2 separate regions of the Homo sapiens genome follow, and region 2 is linked to region 1. Evidence: chromatin loops called from intact Hi-C (ENCODE). Cell type or tissue: dorsolateral prefrontal cortex. All regions are shown on one strand.

The links. Peaks named below come from ENCODE experiments on the same cell type or tissue, not always from the same donor. Only the 100,000 strongest peaks of a DNase experiment are listed, where the experiment ranks them.
Region 2: a loop joins it to region 1, with 2.6 times the contacts of the local background. A loop is called at or near these places in 4 of 110 quality-filtered maps.

Annotation. Positions count from the first base shown.
Region 1 is chr21:27,696,775-27,704,774 of GRCh38, forward strand. No RefSeq gene overlaps it. Among named protein-coding and RNA genes, the nearest start is that of LINC00113, 22 kb to the right of the region's middle. In dorsolateral prefrontal cortex, CTCF peaks have their summits at 4,410 (motif pointing left) and 4,618; a DNase peak (open chromatin) is centred at 4,427; H3K4me3 peaks cover 1,071 bases.
Region 2 is chr21:27,472,127-27,480,126 of GRCh38, forward strand. No RefSeq gene overlaps it. Among named protein-coding and RNA genes, the nearest start is that of LINC01673, 160 kb to the right of the region's middle. In dorsolateral prefrontal cortex, a CTCF peak has its summit at 4,793; no DNase peak of the experiment used is centred here; H3K4me3 peaks cover 563 bases; H3K27ac peaks cover 847 bases; H3K27me3 peaks cover 1,013 bases.

The sequences.
Region 1 (8,000 bases):
TGGGCAGTTAGGTTGATTCCATGCCTTTGCTATTGAAGATTATAACTTTAAATAGAGCCATCAGAGTAAGTTTCACTAAGAAATGTAAATCTGGACAAAAGCATGAAGAAGATGAAGGAGTTAGGCAGGGAGACATCTAGAAGTATATTCCTGGCAGAGTGACCATGGTGTTCCTTGCACGTTCCAGGAATAGCATGAGGACATCAACATGGTTATTCGTTGTATCCAGTCATATTCAGCTGTACTTAGACATCTTATAGTAAATAAGAGCTGAGTTAAATGAATGTTGTGACTTTGCAAGTAAGTTCGATAATGGGAGAGAAGAACAAGGATAACACAAAGAATTTATTATAACAATTGTCCATGGAGTTTAGGCTGGAAGCAAAGAGAAAAAAGGGATACTGAGGCAATAAGTGAAGGTGAAAAGATTGTAGAATCAATAGATCACAGATAATAGTAGGGTTGAAAAACTCTTAAAGTTGAGTCATGAGAGGGAATGTCTGAAAAATACAGAAGAGAGCCAGATACATAAAACTAGGATAATGATGAAGTTGTAGTTATTGGTATCTTGGTGCCAAGGCCTGGGGCAGCACCGTCCAATAGAAATATAATGTCAGACACACATGTATTCAAACTGTTTTAGTATCTATCTTTAAAAAAAAATAAAAAGAAACACTAAATTTTGTTTATTAACATATTTTACTTAATTCAGGATAGATAAAATATTACTACTACAATTTGCAATCAGAATAAACTTAATAAGGTATTTCCTATTATTATTATTATCATTATGATTATTCATTATTATTTTGGAAGCCAGTGTGTATTTTATACTTACAGCACGTCTCAGTTCTGATTGCCACATTTAAAGTGAACAATAGGCAAATGTAGCTAAAAATGGCTAATATACTGAACAGTGAGGTCTGGATATGATCATGAAAATGGATGGTTGAGCTTGTTGTTGTTACTGCAAGAAAAAAACAAACAGAATTTGAAGGCAAACTTGTTGAAATGATCATTTTTGTAGCTACTCAGATCACTAATAATTAAGAGTGATGGAGAGAGACAAGCCACAAACTAAATCACTGAGAAACCCAAAAGAACAACCTTGATGGATGACAATGACGGAAGAGGTACTGAACTCATGTCATCTGGTGACATAAGAGTCAAGGTTGAGAGTCTTTAGGGAACAAAAAGGGAGAGGTCTGGACATAGAATTGAGGAGCAGAGAACACCTACATCAACTCCAGACCGACTAGGTCTGTGGAAGAGGAAGAAGCCACAAGTTGAGGGCTGTAGGGAAAATGCTAAGGTGGGAACAGGCTTCCTGCACCTCAAAAGGTAAAGAGATTATTAGCAGGAGAGGAGTGAGGGAAGAGAAGGGAACAGGACACATGCAGAGCGTTATAATGCTTACAGTGTGAAGGTAAAGGGTGGCTTGGGAATTGGGAGGCCTAAGGAAAACACAAGATTGAGTCTTGAAAACAGTACCGGAGGGTTTTGGTGAAACCCTCAGTGTGGGGTTGGGCATAGGAAGGCATGGCCAACTCACACTTCTTTTTCTTAAACAGCTTTACCAAGGTATAATTTATATATGGTACAATTCATCCATTTAAAGTGTACAATTCAATGGGTTTTTGTATATTCACAAAATTGTGCAACCATTACCACAACCTAATTTTTGAACATTTTAATCACCCAAAAAAGAAACCCTCAACCTATTTACAGTCACTTCCCATTGCCCTTCCCCATCTCCCCATTTCCAACCCTAATCTATCTTTTGTTCCTATAGATTTGCCCTTTCTGCACACATCTTATTAAATGGAATCACACAGCATTAGTAATTTGTATTGGTTTCATTCACTTAGCATGTTTTCAAGGTTTGTAGCATGTATCAGAAGTTCATTTTCTAATTACCAAATAATAATCAGTTTTATGGATGTAATATACTTTCATTTTCCATTGATAGGTCAAAGTTGTTTCCTGAATAGCCCTTTGCACTATTATGAACCATGGTGAAATGGACATTTGTGCACAGATTTTCTTGTGGATTTAAGTTTTTAATTTTGTGTGTGAGGGGGCATATATCTAGGACTGGAATTGCTGGGTCATGTGGTAACTCTGTGTTAAACATTCTGCAGAACTGCCAATCTGCACTCCAATGTGACCACTCATTTTACATTCCCACCAGCAATGTATGAAGGTCCAGCACTCACTCCTCCCTGACCCCTGCTAATGAAGGCAAAAATGCCCAGAAAGCCATGTCTTAACTCATATTGTGGCTCCCCTCATGATCACTGAAATTGACAACCTAGGCATGATCTTCACCGCAATGCCTGAGTTTACTTTTGATCCTTACAGGGAGGAAGAGGGCTGATATCAAGTGCAAGAGCTCATCTTGTCTCCTATGAATGAGGATGAGACTTCAGAGCAGCCCATTGTAACACAGCAGATGCCTACCCTACTTTCAAAGCCCATTAATGCGGGCCAGGCAACACAGGTTTGTAATAAATAAACACTTCAAATATTTACAGTAACTTTGCAAAGATAGATATGTCTAATCCTGCTTTATAGAAAAGGAATATGGGGTTTAAGATGTTTTGAACAATTTGCCCAATGTCACACTGATTGTAAGCACTGGTTAATTCTACAATCATTTGTACAATGCAAATCAGCACAAACATCACCTTGAAAGCAGGGTTGCAGTTTATAAGACCTGAATAGTCCTCAATAGCTTTAATTGTTTGTGTTTAGGAGTTATTCTAAGAATTATGGTTTTAATTGGCCCACGCAAGTGAAAAATGTGGAAAAGCATTCTACTAAGGTATTGCTAAGTGCTATTAAATAAGGATGACTTAAATAATGGGAATAAGATAAATGTATTATATTCTTAGTCATAGTGAGGAACCATATTTCAAATGACTTCTTTTGGTAAGTGATTATTTAATGCGGTTTTACATAATGACATAAGAAAGAGAGTTATAGGATTAATAGCAAAAATAAGTGTGAAAATGATTTCTAAATTGTAATTCATCTTTCTTCAAAAGGCTATAAATTAAATTAGTGTGGAATCCTTATCTAATATTAATCTTTACTTTGAAGATTGGATAACAGCTGCTTGGGTAACAGGTGCACCAAAATCTCAGAAATCACCACTAAATAACTTATCCATGTAACCAAAATAATATTAATCTTTACTTTGAAGGTAAACTGCATTGTTCTCCTTAATGTATAAAAAGGGTTCTAAATATGAAAAATGTTAACTCTAGGCCAGGCACGGTGGCTTACACCTGTAATCCCAGCACTTTGGGAGGCCGAGGCGGGTGGATCAAGAGGTCAAGAGTTGGAGAGTTTCCTGGCCAACATGGGGAAACCCCGTCTCTACTAAAAATACAAAAATAAGCTGGGCGTGGTGGCATGTGCCTGCAGTCCCAGCTACTTGGGAGGTTGAGGCAGGAGAATCACTTGAACCCAGGAGGCAGAGGTTGCAGTGAGCCGAGATCATGCCATCGAACTCCAGCCTGGCGACAGAGCGAGACTCCGTCTAAAAAGAAAAATGTTAACTCTGTATGCATTATGTTTCATAAGTCTTGGAAAAGTTGTTTCATTTTCACTTAAAAGGAGCTACTCAAAACATTAGAAATAACTTTTTAAATAGCTTAAAATAAGGTATTGAATATGTAAATAATGCACATTGATACAATATCATGCAAAGCTGCTACAGGTTATAATGTAGAATTGTATTAAATGACAGGAAACTTGTCAACAATAAGCTATTAAGTGAAAAGTAGAAGCAGGTTACACAATGCCTGATTCTAAGTTTGAGAAAGACAAACTGATAAATAGAGGCATCTTGATCTAAAATACATCTTAACAAAATGCACCAACATCTTAGAATAGTTCCCTTCGAATATTGGAATGAAGCCTGCTTAGTATTTTTTTCCTTTTTGTAGCTCAGTAATTTCTGTTTTCAACAATAAAGTAGATATTACTTTTGTAATGATAAAATAATTTTTAAAAGATCTGAGATCCCAAATTTTGCCATATGCTAGTCAGTAGTTTCTGTTTATTCTTCTACTGTTACAACAATACTTTGCTTTGTACAGTTAATATTAGAGGGCAAAAACTATCTGTAAAAAAATTTTCTTCACCTGTATCAATGTTTAATGAGTAAAATTAAACAAAATTGGAATTGATAAAATGTATTTTTTTATTTTACAAAAATATAGAACGTAGTTTTTAAATGAATGATATATCTTGAGTTCATGGTTATAATACAAAATGACTTATTTTTATCGACCATCCGGTTTGTAAAAAATGAATTGCACCACAGTTTTATAGCGAGAGCAATACGCTTCTTTCTCTTGAAGAAAAATGAGCGGTGACACACTTTTGTGATCCAAGCCTGCCCCCTGGTGACCAACTGGTCACCACGAGGCTGCAGACTATGAGGCAGGCAGCGCCCTCTTTAAAGCTGTTCAGAAGTAACCTCGAAAAGAAAACGTGGCATTACTGGAGGTACATTTCCCTGTAATGCCCCAGGCATCTCCATCAGTGTCTCAACATCATCAAGTGCGGGAAAGATAGCATTAAAAAGTTATAAAATAAAAAAGTCATTTTCGTACTGTCTTGACGTGCACACCGTGATGTTGAGACAGACACTGATGGAGAAGCATAAGAATGATGTAATGGTCTTTGCAGACTCAGGGAACAAGAGTGGGAGGGGGGTGAGGGATAAAAGACTGCACATTGGGTACAGTGTACACTGCTTGGGTAACAGGTGCACCAAAATCTCAGAAATCACCACTAAATAACTTATCCATGTAACCAAAAACCACCTTACCCCACAAAACCATGGAAATAAAAATTAAAATTAAAAAGTAATATCTCGAGGTATAACAGGAATGTACAAACTGAAACGACAGGGTTAATTCTCAACACATTCTTCTGCTCTTTCCTAAAGGGAAAAAAATAACACAGATGTGGCAAATTTGAAGGAGGATCTCTAATAGGAAATAATCTGATGAAATTTATTCACCAGGTGCTGAGAAAATTGTATTTAAGCATCCATGTTAAAGTCTAACGGATCATGAACACTAAGTGAAATATATAAAGTATCAGTCTATTTCTAATATGAATCTACACTTTTTTGTCTCTAATTCTGAGAGAAAGAATAATTAGAAGGGGAATTCAAAGAGGAAACACGAAGAGAGCTTCAAGAGTAAGAGCTGCTTTGCCAGAAAGCAGTGACACAGTCATCAGTCCTTTTCTTTGGGGAAAGTACAGTCACCAATGCTACCTGTTATTTTGTTAAAACAAGACTGCACTTTTCTCCCTCTATAAAAGGCAGTACTGATCCTGGCATCATAATGAAGCCATAAGGCCATTTGGTAAAATGTGATGCTTCCAGGGTCTCCATTTAGGTGGTTCAAAATTGGACTCAAAAACACCACCACCACCCTAAGGGGACGAAAGAAACAATAACTGGTCCACATTGACATCACTTCTGTCTTTTACAGTGGCTTTAAATGTATGTATGAATGTCAACATTCTTGATATAATTTTATCTTTTTCTTAGACATGGAAACCAGAGTCTTAAATTGCGTTACAAAGTTCTTCAACCACTATTACTATTACTTTAAAAAAAATATGCCATAGGAAACTTGAGGTCAGGTGAGACAGTTAATCATTAAGATTTGATTTGGGACTCTTAAAAGTCTTTAATGAAAGGCCTGGGTGTTCATAATATATCAAAAATTTGGAGAAGCAAGATCTGAAGTTAGAACATCAGAAAACCAGAATTAGAATCATGAGAAAACCTCCATGAAATTTTTCCTTCATTGTCTTGAGAATTTTAGCACTTGTCGTTGTGGAAATGCCACACTTTGGCAGGTCAAGGTGGGCGAATCACTTGAGCCCAGGAGTTTGAGACTAGCCTGGGGAACATGGTGAAATCTTGTCTCTACAAAAAGTAGAAAAAAAGTTAGCTAGGTGCAGTAGTGCACGTCTGTGTTCCCAACTACTCGGGAGGCTGAGGTCGGAGGATCACTTGAGCCTGGGAGGTCAAGGCTGCAGTGAGCCGAGATCGAACCACTGCACTCCAGCCTGGGCCACCAGAGTGAGACCTGTCTTAAAAAAAAAATTAAAATGCCATATAACTACTGCTTATACCCAGGACCTTTATTAGTGAGATCAACAAAATATCTTATTTGTTACTACAGTTCACACACAGGATCTTTATAAACTACACATTATGCTAAAAAAAGAGACTAAACCAACAGTTTATGTAAAATCAAGCGGTATGTAGGATATAAATGGATTTTGACATTGACAGCATTGAAAATAAGAAGCAATTCAATGAATGTTAGGATTAAAAGGAATACACATTTTTCAGCCCTCATTCTTTAATTTACATATAAAGAAATAGGCCCTCAAAATGTGGCCAATTTCCAGTCATGTAGACAGACACAGAGAAAAATGAAATGAATATTCAGATGTAAACCCTCCTTCATCTGCACCCATTCTGTTCTCATCTCCTTCCTCTATCTGTACACTGAACCTATCCTTTCTCTAGGTCGTACGTGTCTTGATTTTTCCCCCTCCTTTACCTTGTACAAGATTCTTTTCCATCAGCATTTGAATATATCCAAGTCTCTGTATCTAAAACGAAAATGAAATGGTCTCTCTGTCCAACACACACACACTCTCTTCCAGGCACTGCCCTACCTTCCTGACCTCTTTGCTGCCAAGTATCTTGAAAAAAAAGTCCCACGTGCTAGTCTTGATGGTTTCACCTCCTACCTGCCTCATTATAATAAAATATGTACCCTTCCGCATGGCTTCTCCCTAGAGCTCACCAATGACTGGTGACCTACTGAATCCGGAAGAAGGGTTTCAGTTGTTCACTCCCTTCTCATACCATCAATATCCAACATTATTGGACTATTAGCTGTGCCCTTTCAAAGCACTCATCCTTTTACTTTCAGCCTCTCTGTCTTTTTGCGGGTTTGTCTTTGTTTTTTGCTGTTGTTTTGTTGGTTTGTTTGTTATTTGTCTTACTGGCTACTCATTTTCCATCTCATTCTCCTTCTAACATAGAACATTAACAGCTAGGTTTTTCAAGGCTTGGCCCTGGGCTCCCTTTTCTTCTTCTTCTAAGTTCTCTGTCTGGCAAGCTCAATTGTACACATGGCTTTTATTACAAACCACATACTAGTAATTTCCAAGTTCACATCCACCTCTCAGACCTCTCCTCCGAGCACCAGGCATGTTACTCAAACTGCTCAGTTGACATCTCCACTTTTAATAGCTATCTTTCACGGAAAATCCGTTAATAGAGTCACATTGTTTTATGGTTAAGGAACAGAACCTTTCCATATGGCCTGCAAGGCCGTGCATAATTTGGGGCCCTAACCTCAGAGGACTTACTATGCCCTAGGATTACTCCATGCCCCACTTAAATTAGCTTTCTTTTACCATATTTCTTTCATTCAGAAGAACTCTGCTATCTGTTCCCATGTGCTAAAAACCTCTTTTCTTTATCTCCCATTCTCTTTTCTCCAAGGTAAATTCCTACTTTAGTTCTCATTCTAATGTCACATTTTTAGGAAAGCTTTGTTAGACTCATCAGACAGAGTTATAAACTATTGGGTAACTACTCTTCCTAGCACCTATTATAGCTTTAGTTACATGTTTATTTGTTTGATCAGTGTCTCCATTAGTCTGTAAGTACCATGAAGGTAGAGACTATTTTCTTCTTATACATCATTGTGACCAAACAGTAAACAGGAGGTCTCACACTCAAGAAATACTTACTGAATACATTAAAATGGAGTTTTATCTTTTATTATTCAGATGTGAATATTTGACACAGATATGTAGGTCCTGGTAAAAAAGGCATTGGTGATGGCTCAGATTCTCATGGACTCCAGGCCAACAAACTGTTAGTTATATTCTTAGCTGATAGAGAGAAGTGCTTGGCTCATGGCATGAGTTCAATA
Region 2 (8,000 bases), 220 kb before region 1:
GAAGAAAATAGTCTGAGACTCCACTGTTTAAATCTTAGCACAGGGGTGGGGGAGCAGTCAATAACAGTAAAGAATTATGTAACGTATCAGGTAATGGGAATGTTAAGAGGATAGTGATCGGAATGAGGTGCTCTGTCTGGTAATGTGGACTGTGAGGCTTTTTATAAGGCGGTGTTTGAGCAACAGAACCTAATTCATATAATTTCTCAGTATGGGACCCATAGAAATTAGATACTCCAGCAATTCATATGTTCTAACCCTTCATTGGGGAAAGCAATCCCAAGGAAGGGGGTTGAAGATGAATCGATGTAAGGGAGGAAAGGAGAGCAAGGTAATAAAAATGGTTGTCTCTGATCTGGCTGCCACTCTGATCTGTAAGAAAACAGCAGGGTCTAAATCTTTTAGGAAGATTTTCTAAGATGCTGGCATTCCTGGGCTCTCCATTGGGAAAGAAGGGGAAAGCACTTATGTGCTGGTCAAGGGTCTCCTTTGTGAAAGTTGCACTCTACAGGGTGTTCACTTCCCAGCACTTCTGGGCTGCTCTTGTCCAGGTTCTAAGCTGGTCCCTGGTGTATCAAGCCTTAGCTGCACCAGAGAAGCTCTTGGGTAGAAGATAAGAGAGGATCACATGGAGCATAGGCATGATGTAACTCACTGTGCGTTGTGCGCATGTGAAGTTGAGAGGTAAACTTGCAAGCTCCATGGCCTCAAAGGTGGCTGAGTGGCCTGTGGTGCAAAGGTCCGCAGGTGAATGAAGCTTAGCAGACCTGATACAGTGCACAAGACGAAAAGTGCTTTATAGATATTAACTAATTTAATGCCAATAACAATCCTATGCTGTAAATGCTATTTTCATCCCTATTTAACAGAAAAATAATCTAAAACATAAAGATCTTTAATAACTTACCTGGAGTCACACAACTAGTGGGTGTCAAGATTCAAACAGGCCTTTCGCCTCCAGAAACATGCTCCTTAACCTTGTGAGTACCAATCTTACTCCACAAGCTAAATTGTTTTTAATTAATGGTGAAAAAATTCTCTTAAATCTTTTAATAGTTTTCTGTAAATTATGATTTCTAGTATTGCTTCATTTATCACAGAATCAGTTCATTTTAACTAAATTCTAAAGTAATGATATTTAATAGTCGTAGAAAGAATCACTGAGAAAGCAGCAAGAAGTGGAAGAGGAAAAAGTGCATAAATAGTACCTAGAAGGGAGCCTATTTTTATTTTATTTGATATATATTTTGACAGGAAAGAGGACTTTTACCTAAATACATTTTCTGGTATGTTATTTCTGCTCCATCAGATGAAGAAAATTGAATTAAAAATTTTGAATTACTTCAGTGGGTTATCTTGATGTAACCGTTAAAATTGTCTATTTCAGTCTGCATGTTAAAGTAAAAGAAGGACATAGTATACAAGGGGTTTGAATATCTTTTGTATATTATGAACAATTTGAACTCCATTTGCTTTGAGTGTTTCAGTTCCAAGCACCAGTTATCTGAGGAATGATAGGCAGAACAGACTTAAATTCAACACGTCAGTATGAAATTCTGCAGCCCTGGTAGAGAGGATGAAAGAACAATTGGTAATAGGTTCTGTTATCTTCTCAGTCCCTGTTCTGTTTGGGGATATTATCCATTTAAGTGAAGTCATTCCAAAGCACTGAGAACAAAATGTCTCTAATTTCACTCATTTTGAGAGATATTTGATTAACATTTTACCTATGCATGTATATCACACAGACACACACACACACACACACAGCCCTTCACAATTGTGCATAGAACTTAGGGTTTCTCTCCCAATATTAGTCTAGTCTGCATAGCCAGCAATGTTCTTCTCTTGAGGAGGATTGTAAAAGGATATTTTAAAAGTGCTTTTTCTAATGGAGAAGTGAATCAGACAAAGTAATCGTAAACAAGACATGCCATTTTTCTTGATGAAATATCTGTGACAGTCCTCGTTTAACTGGTCTCTTTGATTCAGTCTTGATGTGGTTTGTCCTCTTGTTTGCACTCAGCACTTTGTGCAAAGAGAAATCAGCACCTTTTCAAAATCAACAAGAAAAGTGGTAGTTACAATATTTTGGCCTTCATTTTTACTGTTGATTAAATGTGATTGTAGTTTCTTTCCTACTGAAGAACACCTAAATTCTGTCTCCCAAATAAAACAGAGAAGGGTGCATCTTTCTGTGCAATGTCACTTTTGGACCAATGAACATTAATTATGCTGTTTATTTCATCCAGAAAAACCGGAGATAAAATGTCATCCAAAGTCTTTTGATTTCTTATCCCATAGAACCCATGCTTTATCAGAACAGACATGTAGCTGACAAGGGCAATTTTTAAAATAAGTTTTAATTAGAAACTTTCCTGAAGTTCTACATTTATTTCTGCTTTAAAAATTACTAGCTAATGTCAAAGATGCTGAACTTTTATCTAGCCACTTCAATCGAAAAGGTTGGTATCAAGAAAAATACTGATTTTAGTCAATGAACAATGTTCACACAATGTAATAATAGAGAAAAAGTGATACTTGGGGAAAATAAAAATTAGTTTACTTCTTGTCCTTTTGTTCATAAAACAGTATAATTAAACTCAGTAAGTTACAAGTAGCATAATTAAGAACTACATGAGAGCCATAAAAATACTTGCAGATTCATTCAAAAGTTCTAACCACTGAATTCTGTATTATTTTTTGGGTCATAGCAGTTTCTTAAGATTTTCAGATTCAAGTTGAAGCAATGACTAATATCTTCTCATGAACATACTGACGTCAGTTACTCTTGCCATATCCCCTAGAAGAGTCGTCACGTTGGGTAGATTCTATTGGATAAATAACTCACAGTGCTATCCTTCTTTCATCTGTGACACTCCCCTCATATAACTAATGACCATTTATCCTTATCTTTTGTCTCATTATCTCCTAATAGATTATCTATCCTCCACAATATTACCAAGGTTGATTTATTTGCAAACAGATTTGTTGATTTCAGTGGCTCACTATCACCTACAGGAGAAGCCAGAATGCCTACAAGGCTCCCTCCATACCTTAACCTTCCCCATGACTACCTGGTATCTGGCAACACACACATACTCCGTATTTCCTGAACACCCCATGCCCTTGATCTGTGCCTTAGCTCTTGCTCTCCCTTTTGTTGGGAATACGCTCCCCCTGCTCTTTCTGCCTCCCCACATTTTTGTCCTTCATTGTATACACGATTGGCCTCTGAATGTTTTCTGGTCTCCCTAAAGAATCGGTCGTGTACATCTATGTGCTTCTGTAGAACATGCTCTACTTCTCTGTGGTGTGTGGGTCATGTAGACTACTTGAGGTTGTCAGTGACTCATTCATTCACTCAGCTCCTAATTAACAACAACTCACTTTGTGCCAGGCACTCTACTTCATGCTGTGTATGCAGCCGGTGAATACGTCAAACACAATCTCTCCATTATCAAGGACAAGTGGATCTCAATCTCAGCATCCATACTGACCACTTGGAGCACTTTGCAAAAAATGCAGATTCCTGAGCTACACCCCCCAGATATTTTGACCCAGAAGCTTAGAGTATAATGCAACAATGTGCTTGTTGTTAACACTTCTAGAGGATGATGATCGATTTGGCTCACTTACATGATGTGAGAGACAATGCAGTACAGTTTGTACCCTACTAGGCAAAAGAGATAACTTTCAACTTCCATTCTATTTTATTCTTCTAATTTTGTAAACTTTATACTCACAGCAAGCAGGCTAGTGCTTGGTACTTTTTATGTGCTCAGTAAATATTTTCGAATGGATGTATGACTCTCTCGTAGAATTTACAATCTAGTGAAGAACATGGAAGATTACAAAGGCACTTCTAATACTACATGCCATGGTTCAGGAATGATGGTGCTGGCCTAGAAGAGGATATCTAATTATGGTTTTTCAGTTAGAAAGTCTTCTCAGGAGAAAAGATAGGGCAACTGCTACCCAAAGGATAAGTATGTTACCAGATAAAATAGTTGATGTGTAAGAATGCCAGGCAAAAAGAAGTGCCTGCTCAGTATGTGGAGAGCATGACCTACTGACAGTGAAAATACAGTTATAATAAATGTGTGCCAAATGCACAAATAATCTGTGTATTGTTGGACTATGTGTTAGATATCCCACGCAATAGCTGGCAAACGGGAGGTGCTAAATAACTACTTATTAAATGAATAAACACTGTTCTGTCATAATCACTACATTTTAAATGAGATTGTAATTGCTATTTTCTAAAACAAATAAGCACAAAAAAGCACATATTTCTTCATTTTCTCTCAATGTGTCCTCATGCATATTTGAATGCCTCCAAGACCAGTTTTTCTACAAAGGAATGTTTACAATTAAAAAAATAACACTTTAGTTCTTAACTTATTTTTGACATTTTATGGCAAAAACAAGTTTTCTGGTTATCAGCTCTCCAGAGAATTCCATTTTAATTGTAATATATTGTTTATAGTAAAATACATTTGGAATTATTTTTTATGAATTAGTTAATTAAAGATATATGATCTAGTTGAGATGACAGTATTTTTTTCCTTTCATGTACTATCAGGAACTTCTAATAACTACTTTCAGTCAAATATAGTTATTTAAATCCTGTCATTATATACAATCACTAAGTTACAAAATTGTAAATTCAAAGCCTCTCTTCTAGAACTGCCAGGCATTCTACTAGGCAGAATAAACGTTAACAGTGATTTTCTTTCATAAGTCAATTCCTATGCTGCTGCCCAGCAATGCAAAACACTTACTTCCTCTAGTGGCTAATCATGTTGCCTACAAAAGAAGAATTTCTTTTTCTTCTGGGCTTTTAGATATTATCTAAGAAAAACAGTGCATTTTTAAAATTGGTTCTCTTCTTAATTAAAAAAAAGCTTTGAAATCAGTAGAAGATTTTATAAAAGTATAAAAGAGAAGCTGCTATTGTTATTTTTAAGAGTAAAATAAAGTACTACAGCCTATCATGAGTGTAAAATTCATGAGTCAAATCTGTTTCAGTTGTACACAGTCCTTGACACATAGTAGGCACATATAATGTATCTCCCTAGTTAGAGGTTTCTATAGAGTGGGGTTTTGAATATTTATTAAAATTGTGGGGCTAAGGGGGCAATTATTTTACCAGATTCAATCATAATAACAGAATGTGATACTAAGATACGAATGACAAATAGCTCACAATAATCCAGTTAAGAATTCTGAAAAATACAGCTGTGTGTATCAGAATTAATAAAATACCAAAATGACATTTCGAAAATGAGGAAAGCATGAATTTTTCAATAAGTGGAATGGTGAAAATTAAGTATACACTTGGGAGGACATGACAGGAAAGATATATCCCTATTTCACAACTTTTACACAAAATAAATTCCAATTGGATTAAAGATCTAAACATAAAACTGAAACCATATGCAAACTTACATGGCTTATTTAATATGATACCAAAGACTGAACTGAGAAAGGATTGTAGTTCAACAGATTTAAATGTTTAAAAATGTTTGCTTATCAAACCATATCAAATCAAGTAAGAAAGCAAAAGACAAGAATAGGAAAAATTTTGCATTGTGTACAAATAGTCAATATCTTTAATATAAATAACTCCCTTTTATGAATTATTTAGGAAAGTGCAAGTAATCCACTAAGGTGGTTAAAGAAACTGAACTAGTAAATCACAGGAAGAAATAAAAAATCAGTATGGCTAAGCATCTTAGTACTTTGCATTATGTTTATGAATTATATTACAATGAGGTCACTAAAGATTAAAACAGGGGACATTTTCCATTGTTATTAAGACTGAGGACAAAGGAGTACTCAAGGGTAACAAGTTAATGAAAGAACAAATTGTCTCAATTTTTAAGTTAATGAGAGAATAAATTGTTTCAATTTTCAAGTTAATGAGGGAATAAATTGTTTCAATAGTCTTCAATCATACAATACTGCAGTCAGTAAAATAATATCTATTTTTAGAACATTGACAGAGAACAATGTCTTGGACATATTTTAAGACAAAACCCTTGAACAAGGTAGGTTTGAACTGCACAGCTCCACTTATACATGGATTTTTTTTTCACCTCTGCCACCCTTGATACAGCAAGATCAACTACTCCATTTTCTGCCTCCTCCTCAGCCTACTCAATATGAAGTTGATGAGGATGAAGACCTTTATGATAATCCACTTCCACTTAATGAATAGTAAATATATTTTCTCCTCGTGATTTTTTCAACAACATTTTTCTCTTAGCTTACTTTAATGTAAGAATACAATATAAAATACACGCAGCATACAAAATATATGTTAATCAACTGTTTATGTTACCAATAGGCTTCTAGTCAACAGTAGACTATTAGTAGTTAGGTTTTTGGGGAGTCAAAACTTATACATGAATTTTTGACCATATGGGGTTTGGTATTCCTAATCCTCATGTTGTTCAAGGGCAAAGCATGTAAGGCATCTATATAGTTACTATAGCTATTGTCTTAGTTCATTTTGTGCTTCCCAGACAGAATTTCACAAACTGGGAAATTTAAGAGAAATGTATATCTTCGCAGTGTTCTGGAGGCTGGGAAGTCCAAGACACAGGTGCCAGCAGGTTCATTTATCTGATGATGATCTGGTCTCTGCTTCCAAGATGGCACCTTGAATGCTGTGTCTTTTGAAAATGGGGGAATGTTATATCCTCACATGGCAGAAGACAGGAGGGCAAAAAGCGAAAAGGGGCAAACTCCTTTCATTAAACCCTTTTATAATGGAATTAACTGACTTATGAGCAAAGAGCCCTCTTGAACTAAGCACTTCCCAAAAGATCCTATCTCCCAACACTGTTGCATTAGGGATTGTTTCCAACACATGAATTTCGGGGGACTAATTTTGACCATAGCATTCCAACCCTGGCTCCCCAAATTGATGTTTTTTTCAAATACAAAACACAGCTATTCCATCTCAATAGCCCAAAAAGCCATTCTGATGCCAACTTAAAAATCTGAAGTCTGGAGTCTTATCTAAATAAGTTATGGGTGAGGCTCAATGCATGGTTCATCCTGAGGCAAATTTCCCTTTAGCTGTGAGCCTGTGACATCAAACAAGTTACGTGATTCTAAAATTCAATGGTGGTACAAACACAGGACTGATATTTCCATTCTGAAAGGGAGAGATAAGCAAGAAGAAGTAACAAGTCCCAATTAAGTCCAATACCCAACAGGGCAAACAATCTTGAAACTTAAGGCCTTGGAGTAATCTATGTTGACTCCATGTCCTGCTGCTTGCACACGCTAAGGTGAGCGTTGGGTCTTCTATGCTCCCAGCAGCTCTGTTTCCGTGGTTTTGCTAGGCACAACCCATGCTTCAGCACTTATGCATTGAAGCCACATGGCAGTGACTTCTAGCTGGTATCGCATGCAGGTGGCTCTACAGTTCTGGGGTCTTGGAGGCAGCCCTACCCCATGGCTCCACTAAGCATTGACCTAGTGGGGTTCTCTGTGGCAGCTCAACCTCTGCACAGGTCTCTGCCCAGACCTCGAGGCTGTCTGCAATGACCTCTGAAATTTAGGAGAAGGAAGCCGTACCTCCACTGATTTTGTAGTCTGCAAACCTGCAGAATTAGCAGTACGTGCATGCTGCTAAGGCTCATCACTGTGCCCTCCGGAGTGGCAGCCTGAGTTGCACCTGCATTCACTGGAGCCATAGCTGGGGTGGCTGAGGAGAGCTGCACCAGAATGCAGAGAGCAGAGATCTGAGGCAGCCTGGACAAGTGAGTTCTCCTGCACAGGATCTCTGAAATGCCTTTCAGATCATTCTCTCATTGTCTTGATGAATAGCACCTGGCTTCCTCCTAGCCATACTAATCTCCTTATTACAATGTATCTCGGCCACATCCTTGGTTTTCTGTCCTCAACATGCCTTTTAAATACTTTACCCAACCAGGCTGTGAATTTTTTAAATCTTTACTTCCTGCTACTCTTTTGATTATAAA